2 separate regions of the Homo sapiens genome follow, and region 2 is linked to region 1. A link is a loop called in an ENCODE intact Hi-C map of the cell type or tissue named here. Cell type or tissue: dorsolateral prefrontal cortex. All regions are shown on one strand.

Region 1 (8,000 bases):
ATGAACAAATAAAACAATGAAGGTCATATGGTCTGGTGAAGAGAGACAGAGAAGATGACTCATTTGCAAGCAGAATATATTCTGTTTTATTCTCAGCTCTTGAAAGATAGATGCCTCACACAGGCATGCTTCAATTTGTCCACATTTATAAGAGGAAATGTACCTTTCACCCATACAAATACTTCCACTTACATTATGCATTCTAGTGGAGAGGCGAAACTGTGATTAGGAGAAAACAGTATTTGAGATAATGCATGTGAAAATTGACTATAAAATACTATATGTGTTTTAACTGCCCCCAAGAACAGTTCTTGGCACATCATGGGCATTCAGTAAGCACTATTCAAATAAGTAGATGAATGAATATGTGAAATTATTTTCAACAAAATGGTAGGTAGTTTCCAAATCAACTGAATTCAAGTTAAGTAAGGTCCTAGCTGTCAGCTTACTTGTTATGTGATCTGAGGCAATTTACTTGGGATCTCTGAGCCTCAGTTTCTCACATATTCAAAACTGGACTAGGAATACCTGCCCTACCTATGTCACAGGATGGTGAGAACTTTACTCAATAAAGGGCCTCAGTGTGGTTTGTGACGTTCTATACAATTGTAAGACAGATCTTGCTGCCTGGTATTGTCTCCCAGGAAGAAGGGTGATGGTTCCCCAGCCTGACTAAGCATTCCCTCATTACAGACCTGGTTAAAACAAAAAACAAAAAACAACGACAAAGTCTCTGTGGTTCTCAATTCTAATGTGGGAAGGCATTGCCATTTTGCTTTGCAACACAGATTGTCCTGAAACCTCTTCTTGGTTGAACTCAGTGCTAAGTTAGTGAAAGTTCCCTTATGATCTACCTCAGAATGATGTAGATGGGACAATTTGAAATATTAAAATACAAATCAAACTTTTCTTATATCTAAAAAGAGAATAGGCAATATTGCTTTTAGACAGATTAAAAAGCTTATGAAGTAATAAATATAAAAAACTGGCAGTGGCTGGGCATGGTGGCTCATGCCTGTAATCCCAGCATTTTGGGAGGTCGAGGCGGGCGAATTACTTGAGGTCAGGAGTTCAAGACCAGCCTGGCCAACATGGCGAAACCCCATCTCTCCTAAAAATACCAAAAAAAAAAAAAGATGTGTGGTGGTGCCTGTCTGTAGTTCCAGCTACTCGGGAGGCTGAGGCAGGAGAATCGCTTGAACCCAGGAGGCAAAGGTTGTGGTGAGCCGAAATCACGCCACAAGCCTGGGTGACAGAGTAAGACTCCATACACCCCTAGAAAAAAAAAAGCCAGCAGCTCTAGGAAAGTTGTATGATTTAGCCTTCCAACTAACTACATGGAACCGTCATTGAAATAGTCCCAGACACCTCAAGTCTTCCAAAGGATCTAGCTTAGGGTAGCATCCACACATAGCATTCCTTAAGTGGGGACTATATGAATCCCAATTTAAGAGTCTGTACAGGTAGGACTGGAGATGACTGAGCTCCTTTCAATATTTCAAAGTGCCTAGTAAAAAGGAGTCTGGGAAGATGGGAGCTTGAAACTCAGTCCTGGACAAAGGCTGCACTGAAAGGGTGAACGGCTTAGGAGGAGACTGCTCCTCCTCCCCTGCCTGTACCTGGAGAGGCTAGGAACACAGACACCTCTCACCCTGAGCCCTGAAGAGAGGATCTGGTCTGTGTCAGGTTTGCGGCCCGCCATTATAATCAGCACTCTCACTGCATCCTTCTCCTCTTGTAGGTTCTCCAGTGCCAGAGAGCTCCCACAGCTTGACCCAGATGGGGGTCACCCATTAGTAGGTTAAAAAAAAAAATCACAATCCTCCAATGGCAGGAAGGGAACAAAACCAAGTTGAGGAAATAGAAAATTTGGCTCTTACTGAGCAGAATGAATGAAAAAAGAGGACCGTAGTGAAAACACAGTAAGAGGTCTTAAATTGATATAATTAGAACACACACACACACACACAAACGCCTTTTGTGGAACTATTAATGGTTTCTAAATTAAAATTTTAATTGACTAATTGAAAATGTAAAAAGAAAATTATAGAAGCAAAGTAAAAAATACATGGGAAAATATCCATATAATCTTAGGGGTAGGAGACCTTTTGAAGAGAGACTGGAAACCTGGAAACCATACAAAATCTGATAGGATCTTGGTTTTGTTCATTGACATATTTCAAGTATCTAAACAGTAGCTGCCATTGTAGTTATTCAATACATATTTGTTGAAAATATAATAGAAATGTATCTCTGTAACTGATTCAAGTACATAAAAGCTCAAAATCTCTAAGTGGAAAAAAACATCCTAAACAAGGAACAAAAATATTCATATTTCTAAGACATTCATATCATTAAACATTCATTCATATCACATTCTTATCACCAAGACAAGGTGCTCCCACAAGCATACGAGAAAAGATAAATAGCTCAATAGGAAAAAAGTGAACAGTGGATGGAAAAAGTAATTTCTAGAAGAAGAAATACAAATAGCCAGGGTACTATTAGATAGGGAAATGCAAATTGAAACAAGAAGATACCTTTTGCCTCTCAAATCGACAAAAATTTAAAAAGGTGTTATTCTGGGTTGGCAAGCATGAGGAAAAACACTAACTTTTATACAAATGTTTGGTGAAATAATAAATTTTGATATCCTTTTTGCAAAATAATATGGTATAATTTATTAAAATTAAAAAATACACAAACCCCCTTACTCAATAATTTTATTTCTGGAAACTTATCTGAGAGAATTTATGGTACCATAATATGGACATGCACATTGCTGCATTGCTTGTAATAGGAAAAAAGAAATCTGAATGTCAATCCACAGAAACCTGGTTGAATAAATAATAAGTTCTGGTATACATATTGCTATGAAATAATATACAACCATTATAAGATCAATCCATATTGATACATATTGACTTGTAAGAATATCTGCAATACAATTTAAACACCAACAAAAAATTATAGAATGGCTGCTATTTGTTCTATAATTCCAGTTTCAAAAAATATACACATTAATTTATAATTATTTATATTTTCAAAGGAAAAATTATGAAAGATGCACACAAAATTACATTAGAAAGTAGGTTTAGAAATGGAAACAATTTTACTTCAGATATTTCTGTACTTTGGAATTGGTATAATTAGGATGCATTTTTAAATTAAGTGAAATACAAATTTAAAAATCTCCCAAATAATAAGTACAACAAAATAAATAAGGAATATGAAACACAACAAACACCAAAAGATGAACCATGCATCTACTAGTAATCAATTGTGACAGGTTATTAAATTATATACATATATTTGGTATTAGTTTTATTATTTTAATCCCTTGTGGGATCCTGGTTATATTATATAGATCAGAAACCCTGAATAAAATTGGTCATTTAAGCTTATCGGTTCTGATTACGGTTAAGTGTTAATGATTAACTAAAAGGGGAAAGTGAACTTTTACTCAGTTAAGGCATCACAGCAGCTGTGGAGGGGTGAGAACTATTAAAAAAACAAACAAAATACACAAAAAAGATATCTTGGATGCAGAAAGATTAGAAACCATGGTTTGCAGAATTACATAAGGCTCTCACCTCCACTGAGCTCACAGTGGTCCTGGGGTAGGAAGTCTAGTGGAATCAGTCAAATGATAAGCAACTCACCATTGTAACAAGCCCAGTGCAGCGGCGTGTAGCCTTGGTTATCTTTGAAACAACAGTCCTCCTCAGAAAGAGCCATTTGGAGCAGCTCGCTCAGCCACGTGGCGTGGCCACGAGCAGCTGCATAGTGCAAGGGCGTCCTCCCTCTGGAATCTTTACAGAGAATTGACACTTCTTGTTCCAGCAGCATTTGCACACATTCCTCGTGTCCTGTCATAATCTGATGCATTGTAATTAAAAACACAAAACAAACCTCAGAAGACTAAGGAAGCAAAGCAGTTGGCTAAGTGAGGCTGGGCTTAGAGCAAGTGGACATATGCCTGGGTCTTTAAGGAAGGCAGACTCTGTCCTATTTCAAGGGCAGAAGGCAGGACAACCTCAGCAAAATTCATAACAGAAAAATCTGTGAACATCAGCATTTTCGAAATATCTCTTGCCTCTCCTGACAACTGTGAAAGATATCATGATGCGGCCGGGCGTGGTGGCTCACGCCTGTAATCCCAGCACTTTGGGAGGCCGAGGCAGGAGGATCACTAGGTCAGGAGATCGAGACCATCCTGGCTAACATGGTGAAACCCCATCTCTACTAAAAAAAATACGAAAAATTAGCCTGGCATGGTCGTGGGTCCCTGTAGTCCCAGCTACTTGGGAGGCTGAGGCAGGAGAATGGCGTGAACCTGGGAGGCAGAGCTTGCAGTGAGCCCACATTGCGCCACTGCACTACGGCCTGGGCGACAGAGCAAGACTCCATCTCAAAAAGAAAGAAAGAAAGATATCATGATGCAGCAGTAAACATGAGTTTTAGAATCAGGAAGATCTAAGTGAAATCTTGGCACCCCTGTGACAGGTCAGTTCGCCTCTCCATCCCTCACTCTATTCACCTATATATAAGAATAGTAATAACAACTTCAGAGGACGTTGTGAGGACTGAGATAACAGATGCAAAGGCTCTCAGCTTGTTGTACAGCACACAGGAAGCAACTGAGAAATAAAAACTATGACTGTGACAATGATCACATAGCGTTCCTCTTCTCTTCATTTATCAGTGTACTTGGTACCAGCCCAAAATAGCAATTTTATGATTTCTGCTTGTGTTTACTTAGTTTATTTGGCATGCTTTAAAAAACAGTTCAGAGGGTGCAAGTGGCTAATGCCTGTAATCCCAGCACTTTGTGAGGTGGAGGCAGGAGGATCACTTGAGCCCAGCAGTTTGAGACCTGCCTGGGCAACATGGCAAAACCCCATCTCAACAGAAAATACAAAAATTAGCTGGGCATGCTGGCATGCACCTGTGGTCCCAGTTACTGGGGGGAGTTGAGGTGGGAGGATCATTGAGCCTGGGAGGTGGAGGTTGCAGTGAGCTGAGATTGTGCCACTACACTCCAGCCTGGGTGATAAGAGTGAGATTAAAAAAAAAAAACCAAACACTTCAACAGATGTGTGCAAATAATTGCCCACAGGATACATATTTTGGCATTATTTGTAAGGACAAACAATTAGAAATTGCATAACTACTGAAAACCAGGTAATCATTGAAATAAACTATGACACTTGAACACAATGAGGCATTAAAAATCATGATGCAGAAAAAAATGAAATGAAAAAAGATCCTTGATATACTAAGAGAAAAAAGCAGAATCCAAATGATATCTTCAGTATTCTCTTTTTAAAATCTAAAACAAATCTATATATAGAAAAAAGATTGGAGATAATATACATCAAATAGTGGTTATCTCCAGGAGGTATGATTACTGGTGATTGTGATTTTCTTCTCTGGGCTTTAAAAAAAAATATTCTGCAAATTTTCTATGATATACTTGTATTTTGTAGTCAGAAAGCAGAACCAATTTCACCAGCAGTAGGTGTTCATGCATCTATTATCACAATCTAACATGAAATCTTAAGAGCAAAACCTTCCATTATTTTGCCTTTGCCAAGGATTTTGTAATTTCTTTTGGACTGAATAAGGTTAATTGGTTGTATTAGGAAACAATTTTTGCTAAACATTTTTTGCTAAAAATCCAATCAAAGTAGGCCCTTTGTAATTGTTTGCTAAAAAAGAAAACAAGCTCATTAAAAAAATTGCTTGACTAGAGCTGAGAAAGATGTACATACCCCTCTGTGTAAAGCTGTGCATCCTAGGATGTCAACAGTGTCTACGTTGGCTTCCTTTTCAAGTAACAATGAAACAGCGTCAATATGTCCATATGCTACTGCAAGCATCAGTGGTGTTCTAGGCAGAGAGATAAAGCAGGCTTTTAAAAAGGAGATTTAAAAAAATATTCATCACTACCAGTAGGAAGACATTCTCTTTCTCCCATTCTCTTCCCCTCTCCTTTTGACAATTTCTTAATATTTTCTAAGTGTCCCCAGTTTGCTATACAATATGCAGAACAAGCTATCTGCCTCTGCTCTAATGGCCACATGGAATGTTGTTAGTGGAATGATCCCTAGGGATGAGGCAGGGGAAGCTTCCTTTTCAAAATATTCATGTTAATCCCATCATTTTCAGATCCATGTAGCATTTACTAGATATCAAGGGCGGGGAGTATGTGTATGCAGAAGCCCCTCTTGCTTCCATCAGAGCAGCTCTACTTTGTAGTATTCTATGTTGGACTTCTGCTAAAGATTTCATTTACACAAAGCTTCTTTCCCTAAAGAAAAGTCTGTCAAGTCTCCGGGAAAGAATGAAGTGTTGTGATGCAAGAGGGAGGTGAGATTCTGACTATCACACTGATTCACATGCCTGGGGCTAGTCACTGCTGACTTTTGCTCTGCATTTCCTATTTGTAAGAGAAGATTAGGTGGGGAATATGCCAACAGAAGGAAATTACTTTGAAAAAGCAAAGTTGAGGAAGAAAAGGCATCTGAAGGATTTTAATAATAGAGATAACCTCATGAGGTCTGTCCTATTTATTAATTAGAAAATGGCAATGGTGTAGCAGCTTCAGAAGAAGGTAAAAATGGGCGGAAAGAGGGAACAAAGGAGAGAATATAAATAAGAGCCGGGAAACATGGCCACAGCCCTTAAAAAGGTGATCCTTTCATCAAGACATGTGCACACCCACTCCTTCATGCTTTTCTTGGATATACGCACTGTGACTTAAAGCCACCTCATTGTGTATTGGTCCTGGTCCAAATATATTCCTCCAATTTCTCGGTTCCGCAGTCAGCCTTGTAATGATTTAAGAAACCAACCAGGTAGCTGCTGTGATTGAAATGTCAACCCAAGGCCACGTGTGAGCGCACTTACTGTCCTTTGGCATCTTTCACATCGACCGCCTCCGGGTTGTCTGCAATTTCTAGCAACAGCCGTAAACACAGTGTGTGACCATTAATTACTGAAAAAGAAAACAGTGGACAGTCTTTTAACAGAACAACACTACACATATCTCTTCCAAATGACTTTTTCTTTTTTTTGAGATGGAGTCTTGCTCTGTCGCCAGGCTGGAGTGCAGTGGGGCGATGTCATCTCATTGCAATCTCCACCTCCCAGGTTCAAGCTATTCTCCTGCCTCAGCCTCCTGAGTAGCTGGGATTACAGGCATGCACCACCATGCCTGGCTAATTTTTGCATTTTTAGTAGAGACAGGGTCTCACCATCTTGGCCAGGCTGGTCTCGAATTCCTAGCCCCAGGTGATCCGCCAGCCTCGGCCTCCCAAAGTGCTGGGATTACAGGCATGAGCCACCAAGTGACCTTCTGAGACAGAATCTCACTCTGTCGTCCAGGCTGGAGTGCAATGATATGATCTTGGCTCACTGCAACCTCCGCCTCCCGAGTTCAAGTGATTATTCTGCCTCCCGAGTAGCTGGGATTATAGGCATGCACCACCACACCCGCTAATTTTTGCATTTTTAGTAGAGATGGGGTTTCACCATGTTGCCTAGGCTGGTCTTGAACTTCTGGGCTCAAGCAATCTGACTGCCTTGGCCTCCCAAAGTGCTGGGATTACAGGCATGAGCCACCGTGCCTGGCCCCAAGTGACATTTATTTGGACTTCAAATCAGTGGTTTTCCATTGTTGCCGCTGGATCCCCCTCGGCTTCCAGCTCAAGGTAGTTTCCAGGCAGAGTGCCTCTGTGTTAATCTGTCTTCCCCCTTCTTCCTAGCAGGGTGCATTGATCCCCACCTTCCTTTTCTAGTTCCTGTGTTGAGGGTTTTTTCTTACACTTGGGGTCCTTTCTTATCTCCTGTCATGGGACTAATAATCTCTCCCCACTAGTCAGCTCCCCTTTTTGTTCCTCTGAGTCACCCAATTCCATATAATCATACTGTATCTACCCTGCCTCCAACCCCTTTAAAAAGAAGGAAGAAGGGAGAGAAGGGAGTGGAAGTGTGAG
Region 2 (8,000 bases), 160 kb before region 1:
TTTTAAGAAGCATATAAATTTCCTTTGGAAAACTGAAAATAATATATGATATGCATGTATTTACACTTTTAAAAATTTCATTTTTAAGGAAAAAAAGAATTATCCACTCTGATGTCAACTGTCTGTTCCTAAGAATAACATGGAGAGAATACACTTGTATTACCTCCTGGATTTTTTTTTTTTTCTTTGCAAAGCTGTCAGCTTTATCAGACACGTTTTTCACTTCTTCAGTAAAAATATTAGCCTAATTATTTTTATTGTCATCTTCTGATCCTTCAGCAACATTTGTAACATTTTATATTATCTTAGTATGATTAATAGCTTGATCCTACTGACATCACTTTTTGTTTCGTCTCTTACCCATGTTCAAAAAGAGGTGTGAATATAAACTGCCCTAGTGAAATGTTAAAAAAAAAAAAAAATTTAACACTTGTAAAGACTAAGAAGCAAGCAGAAACAGATTATATCTTCTCCTTTCCCTTTCCTTTTTAACAACAAAAAAACCCCAACTTAGATCAATAATTTCCCTTTTCCAGTTAATTGTATGTAATTTAAATAACTAATTACATTCAAACCCGTTATGTAACAGAGGGTTACTACAGTGTTTATGAGAATTTTTGTTAACAATGCCTACGGAACATCCTACATGTATGTGCCTAATACAAAGCTCAATCATTTTGGCTTTACTGATTTGACATACCTTAAACACATAGTAAAGATAAGAAAGAAGTATGGCTAGTGCTCCACAAGTTGTCCAACTAACTATGATCAAGACAATTGTCAAAAAGGGCAAGTCTGGTGATATCATCTTGATATCTTTAGGAAGTTCAGAGGGTCTGGAATTATAAGAATAAAGTTTAAAATATATATTAACAAATATTTATATAGTCACATATAAGAAGAAAACAATATAGTACCCTCCCAGTCTCTCTTGCTTATATGCAAATACATAAGGTAAACAACAAGGTATTTTTTAAATAAAGGCAAGTGGTCCCAAATATTTGATTTTAAGTTCTGTAATGTATTGTGATAACTCCTCTACCATTTTGATAATACTATAGCTGATACTTGTACTACAGGTGAAAAAATGTTACCAAAGATAATCATTAATTATACACTCTGTGCCATACATCTCCAGTCTTGACAGGAGGAGAAACTATGTTCTATTTCTTAAAGCCTAGAGACCACTCAGACCCTTGATGGTGTTACTATCAGAACCCCTATCTGAAGCATCTCAGAAGGGTGGAGGAAGAAGCATCACACCCACCATAATCCCCTCTGTGACAGGAAATCACATGACATGTCTGGTAAGGAGGAGTGGCAATGGGCACTAGATTGATGATTTACCAGGAAAGCCTACCAGTAACTTCAGATTCAAACTGTGTCATTGGGCCCATAATAAAACTCTAGGCAATGTTTTTGGAGCTTTTATATATCTCATCTAATCTGATCCTAATATCTGGTTTACAGTCTCTTGCCCCCTGGTTTCAATATAGAAGTCAGCATATAAAAGCAATATTATGGGAGAAACAATCCCTCCTGGGAAAGATTCACAACCACGAAATGTAAAACTATCTGCGTAATTTGTCAAACTTTTCTTATTAACTCTTGAGCGCTAAGGTCAAAATCAAATGTAACATTTAACTCTTAATAAATGATTAGCTTTCACAGACATAACTTTGAACACTAACCCATACTTTCGCTAGTTATATATTTTTCCTTAGAAAATAGTTTAGTAAAAATAATTAATTTCAGGTTCCTTATCAGAATATATATTTCTTCTTAAAGCAATAAGAAAGCTGTTAATCATTCATTCTTTACCTTTTCAAAGCTAGCCACAATGAAGAAAGAAGTCTCACAGATGCAGAAGACAGTAGGCCACTCCAGTAGGCAGTACACGTTCCAAACAGAAAGAGAATCAAGGATATCAGGGGGAAACACATACTCTGACAAGTTAAAATGACGGCATCTAATTCTGGTAACAATAATACATCCCACAATTCTTTAAACCATTTATACCTGTGGAGAAAAGAAAATATAAAAGCAAAAAACCCAACAACTGAAATTTAAGGACTTAATATTTGAGGTGTCTGACTATTCAAGAGAGTCTCTAAAGTTCCATGATACTTAATTTATAATTATACTGAAAAACAAATTTTTAATTCTTTGTATGGAACAAGTCATTTATTTTCCAAGTGAGCCTACTGATCTTTGAAGATCTGCATTTCAGTATAGCTTTACTAATCTATATTGATACTAGTAGAAAGTAATATGTTCTTTTTTTTTTTTTTTTTAGAAAGCCAAGTTAGTTGTAATGATGGAAAAAAAGATCTACATATTGATGCTTAACCAAAAATCTGAAAATGTGACTAAATTAAGAATGGAATGTTAACTAGGGTAGAGAGGTCTAAAATATACTTTTAAAAGTGATCAGAGAGGCACTGTTTCATCAATACCCTGTAATGATTTGCGTTTGAATCTAGGATACTCACAGATCATGGACCATATACACCTATTTACAAACATTAAAGGCAGTCTAAGTTTAGACTGATATACATAAAGTGAATAATTACTTTTGAAATGATACTATTGAAGTAGACATTGATATACTTATTAGACCTTTGCCTAAGAGAAAAAAAAAACCTCATTTAATGAAACAAGTCAACTGCCAAATCTGTATGAAAATTTATATTGCATTATGGAACCAAATATAATGTTACATGTAAAACACAATTAAAATCATTATCACAGATAATAAAACTTACCCCAACAGAAACTTAATGATAATTACAAAAGGATCAACTTTGTATGGTTTGGCTTCTTTATCCAACATGGTAGCATATTCTAAGCAACAACCTGGTGATTTAAAAAAAGTTACATGCAATTTACAGTAATTAAGTATGAGATATACTATATCCCACGTTCTCTAAAACAGCAACATATTTTATGTCAGAGAAAGTAAGGGTCTTCATTACTATCACAGAGACTCTTCTTGAAAGATTAAAAATAGCTGTAATTCAATGGTTCTTATATTAGAGTACACATTCAATCACTTGTAAAAACAAATTCAGGAAGTCAAAGCTGGGGTTTCACCAGCTGTATTTTCACAAAGCTCCACAAGTGATTTAAAAAATTAGCTTTATGGGACAAAATTCTGATATAATTCTTCTATTTAAACATATACAATTTAGTGGTTTTTAGTATATTCAGAATTGTACATCTATCACCACAGTCTTAGAACACTTTCATTACCCACAAAAGAAAGTTTTCTTTTAACTATTACCCCCCAAATTCCCATCCTTTGGCAACCAGTAATCTACTTTCCTTCTCTAAAGATAGGCCTATTCTGAACACTTCACATACATGGAATCATAATATGTGGTCTTTTGTGATGGTCTCCTTCCACTTTTTTCAAGATTCATCCATGTTGTAACATATACCAGTATTTCATTTAATTTCTTTTTAATCAAATTCCTTTTATTCCATTGTATGATTATACTACATTTTATTTTTCCATTCATCAATTGACAGACATTTGGGTTGTTTCTGCTTTTTGGCTGTTATGAATAATACTCCTATGAACATTTGCATATAAGTTTTTGTATGAATATATGCTTTCATTTTTCTTGGTTATATTCCTAGGAATGCAGATGCTGAGTTATGCAATAACTCTGTATTTAGCCATTTGAGGAATTGTCAGACTGTTTTTCACAGTAGCGACACTATTTTACACTCCTACCAGCAGTGTATGAGGGTTCCAGGTTTTCCACATCCTCATTAAAACTTATTATTTGTCTTTTTAAAATTATAGTCGTTCTAGTGGGTATAATCCACAGGTGATTTTTGATAAGCATCCTTGGTTCAGAACTACATATTTAATTGGCTGGATACATAATCCAGTACTTAAAGCCTCTAGATTAACCAGCATCAAATATCCCCTAGATGTACATTCTATATGTCTGAGAATCAATTATCAAGTCAGTTGAAACCAAGAAAAACGAGACCTTTTTCAGACTTTCAAAACAAGATAGACATTTATACTTAAGTCTGGTTCTGGTTGATGTCATAGTGTCAGAATAATTTTTTTTTTTTTTTTTTTTTTATAAAGAGTCTCATTCTGTCACCAGGCTGGAGTGCAGTGGCACGATCTTGGCTCACGGCAACCTCTGCCTCCCGGGTTCATGCCATTCTCCTGCCTCAGCCTTCCGAGTAGCTGGGACTACAGGCACGTGCCACCACGCCTGGCTAATTTTTTTGTATTTTTTTTTTTTTTTAGTAGAGACGGGGTTTCACCGTGTTAGCTAGGATGGTCTGGATCTCCCGACCTCGTGATCCACCCGCCTCAGTCTCCCAAAGTGTTGGGATTACAGGTGTGAGCCACCACACCCAGCCAGAATAATCTCTTAATTAAAAGGCTGGGTCTGGCACAGATCAACTGAATATTGCTTACCACTTCCTGGAATATAGGTTAAATCAGGTTAAAATTAACACTAAAGGCAGACTTGAAATTGTATAAAAGTAACTGAAGGGCACTAAGTAGCTGTAGAAAGATTTGAGTGGAGGGGATTTATGGACTGCTGCTTTAATATATTCAGGCCAAATTCTTTTTTCCCTGCTCCTGCATCCCTTAATCACTGTCCAAGCCCAACGAAACAAAGTTTTAGCCTCCTGGGAAACTAATAACTGCTATACTCCAGGGAAGGTTTTGTCCATTGTACTACAGTTTCTACATCTGCTTCTCCAGATCCATTCTCCACCCCTCACTTTTTCCTGAATTCTGGGAGGCTGACTTTTATAGACTGGCTTCTAGGTAAGTTCAGGAATTAAGAGGTATCAGCAGATAGGAGGGTAGGAGAAAATAAGGTTAGTGTATGTATTTCCTCATCTTTTTCCTGCTGAGCCACAGGGTGGCAGTGGTTGTAGTGTTCCTGCACCCAAGGCTACAGCTCCAGGAATGTTATCCACTCCTAGAGCCCTCTAGGTTTGTTCCTTCTCTTGTCCTGGTACCTTGGAGTACCAGCTGGCTCTGTTACTAGTTTAGCATCTTATCATTTCTTGTTGGTTTCTCTTAACCCTGCACATATACCTTTGAAATAGTCCATTATAATCTCAATTATTCCATTCAGTATGCCAGGATCTAACTGACACAGTTGATGCAGCTCAAATATTACAGTAAATGCCTACTGTGTGCTTGGCACTATCTTAGGCACTAGGAATAGAATGGAGAACAAGATCAGGCTCTACATTTTAAGAAGTCTTCAGACTATAGGAAGAAAACTTCAAGTGCCAGGGTATAAAATGGAGAAAACAAGTGAGGAATTTTCTTGGGGATGTCTTAAAACTTAAGAGGATCCCAAACTCTTGCAAATTTGGGAGAGAGGGACGATAAATTTAAGAAATCATCTGTCTTGTTTAGCCACATGTAGGATGACAAGGCAGCAAGGAAGCATTGGCTCTTGGAAGGAAGGAGGGAAGGAGGAAGGAACAACAGATGGACGGTCAGAAGGAAGGAAGGAAAAATGGAAGGAAGGGAGGAAGGGAGGGAAAGAGGAAGATGAAAAAAAGAGATGGGAGGGGAAGGAAGGGAAGAAAGAAAAGGAAACAAACTAGGATGACAAGGAAGGAAATTAGGGAGTGAGTGTCTCTTATTAGAAGTATACATATTATGAACGATTCTTGCAGCAGCAGCAGCAAAAAAAGAACAGGGATGGGGATTGGTGGGAAATAACCTGAATCTGATCACACCTATAGCTCTAATTATCAATTTATAGAAAATAGAAAAACATGTTCAACTCCAGCAAGGGGATGGAATCAGTAAACTCCAAACATAGAAAATGCAAAAGTATAAAAAAGTTTTATTTGATAAATTATAAGGGGAGAAAAAGAGATGGAGAACAGACCTTACAGATAAAGAAACAATTCAGTTCTGACAATGAAAGTTGTCAGAATCAAAATGGAGTCACTGTTTTTTTGTTTTTTTTAAAAAAAACAAAAAAATAAAAAAACCCTGACAAATAGAGCCAGGGAAGGCTGTGAAGGGAGGGTTCTCATGCTTGTATACATAATAGCAAAACTGTCACAGAAGACTCTGCAAAAACCACAACTCTGCACAAAGGCCACTGCAACCTTACACACACACAAAAATACTTCTCTGAGGACATCTGCCCAGCAACTACTTGTCCAACCTCGGGCTGCCACCACCCTTGTTATGGATCCTTATAGGCAAGGATAATTATTTCAAAACAATTATGTAATCCTCCTCATTTTTTCTTTAACACCCATTGTCTTCCTTTACCTTCCTGAATATGCAAACAATTTACTATGACCTGTGGACTCCTGTTCCAATACCCTATTCCCAAATAAACATTATTTTCTTTTAGAGAGCCCCTCTCTGTTTGTTATTTAGGTTGACATGAAGAGTGTCCAGAGGTAGGACCTTGAATAGGATTACTTTTGGACACAGTTTGTGATGCTTAGAACTGGTGTGCAGTACTCATATGAGCCCCTGGAGCTCTCTGCTTCCACGGCACACCTTTTGTCAGGCCAAGACTCTCTCTCCCTCTAAAATCAAGGTAGAACCTCTTGACTTTATTCTGGATCTGGTAAATAAAGGACCTTACATCTCTCCTGGGATGACAGAAGACCTTTTGTCTTTTCTGGCAAGTCTTTCCTGGTTTAAAGACAAATGTCTTTGTGGTTTGAGGACCCGAGTTTCTACGGAATTTACATTCTGTTCGTTAGACATGTCTTTTCTAGGGAATTTACTTTTGGTTTTCTGTGTGTCAAATTTAATATTTTACGTGATCTGCATTCTACAGGCTACTTTACCCCAAATTTTGTTCCACAGCCTTAATTACATATAGGGGCCCAATTTTGTCAGAAATGTAATTTGGATCTAATTATCTTTCATAAACCAGTGAGTTTGTATTACTACTTTATAATTAAAATCTAATTATCTTTCACAAACCAGTGAGTTTGTATTACTACTTTATAATTAAAATTCCAAAATGAAATCTATAAGGCTTTTGAGTATGTCTATATATGTTCAGGTACATTTATACATATGTACATGTATTGGCATAGTTGGCCAAAAATCCCCTAAGAAATTCTATTCAGATTGGCTTCAATAAATGAGTACTCATACAAATTATATACTAATTAACCCAAGTGTCTTTTAGCTCAGTGACTTAAGTAAATCTTTAATAAATAAGCTGGTTCTCATCTATTAAATACTAATAAGTGACAGTTCAAATTACTTGTTAAATTTAAGGTTACTAAGAGTTAAATTTCTAGTTAAAAATAGAAATTAATTTATAATAACAATTCTAATTAATGTATATAAAATATATCAAAAATAATGTATTATTGATGAGAAAAATTATAAGAAAGGCATACAAATGTGTTCTTTATTGACAAAAAATAATTTTGTCTAATTTGGATGTACTTAAAGGTGTTTCAAAATATAGATTTAGAAAAAAATAGAAACAAGATAGAAAGGAACCAGTAAGTAAGAGAGAGATGTGAATAAAGTTATGGGTTGAGAATGTGTTTTTGGTAAGGAAGGTTAAAAACAAAACAGAATAGTTTTTATAAGAACAACTTATGTGATCCATTTTTGTCCTAAAGTAAAATGACTGGTTATTTAAGAAATAGGAAATACTTGGACAAGACAGAAAGGCTAAGCATGTTATCAAAGGTCTGAGTAAGTCATGAAAAAAGTTGATGAAGAGTGACTTTATGAAAGAAAATTCTGCATGTGATCAAATTGGCTATAAAAGAGATTTGTGTCTTTCTAAAGATTAAGATTCGATATTAAAGATATACTAATGCAAAACTAAAAATTTGGTCCCCTATGTAGAAGCAGCAAGGCTTTCTTGAAATATTCATTTACTCTTAGAAAATTGGAAAGGGTTTTGATTTTTAACTCTGAAATCTGTTTCATTAACAGCCATCCTCTACACTGTCCAGAGTTTCTGTTTCTGCCACATTTCCTCCTGAGA

Evidence for each region. Hi-C counts contacts between places; a loop is a spot of excess contacts. Peaks named below come from ENCODE experiments on the same cell type or tissue, not always from the same donor. Only the 100,000 strongest peaks of a DNase experiment are listed, where the experiment ranks them.
Region 2: it touches region 1 in a loop (4-fold over the local background); 9 of 110 quality-filtered maps call a loop at or near these places.

Annotation. Positions count from the first base shown.
Region 1 is chr2:197,002,032-197,010,031 of GRCh38, forward strand. ANKRD44 (ankyrin repeat domain 44) reads right to left here. Exons shown (of 28, transcript NM_001195144.2): 19 at 6,913-7,000; 20 at 5,775-5,892; 21 at 3,663-3,879. Among named protein-coding and RNA genes, the nearest start is that of PGAP1, 79 kb to the left of the region's middle. In dorsolateral prefrontal cortex, no CTCF peak of the experiment used is centred here; a DNase peak (open chromatin) is centred at 3,740; H3K4me3 peaks cover 710 bases; H3K27ac peaks cover 2,400 bases.
Region 2 is chr2:196,845,182-196,853,181 of GRCh38, forward strand. PGAP1 (post-GPI attachment to proteins inositol deacylase 1) reads right to left here. Exons shown (of 27, transcript NM_024989.4): 21 at 2,766-2,856; 22 at 1,822-2,019; 23 at 701-836. Among named protein-coding and RNA genes, the nearest start is that of C2orf66, 40 kb to the left of the region's middle. In dorsolateral prefrontal cortex, a CTCF peak has its summit at 4,894 (motif pointing right); no DNase peak of the experiment used is centred here.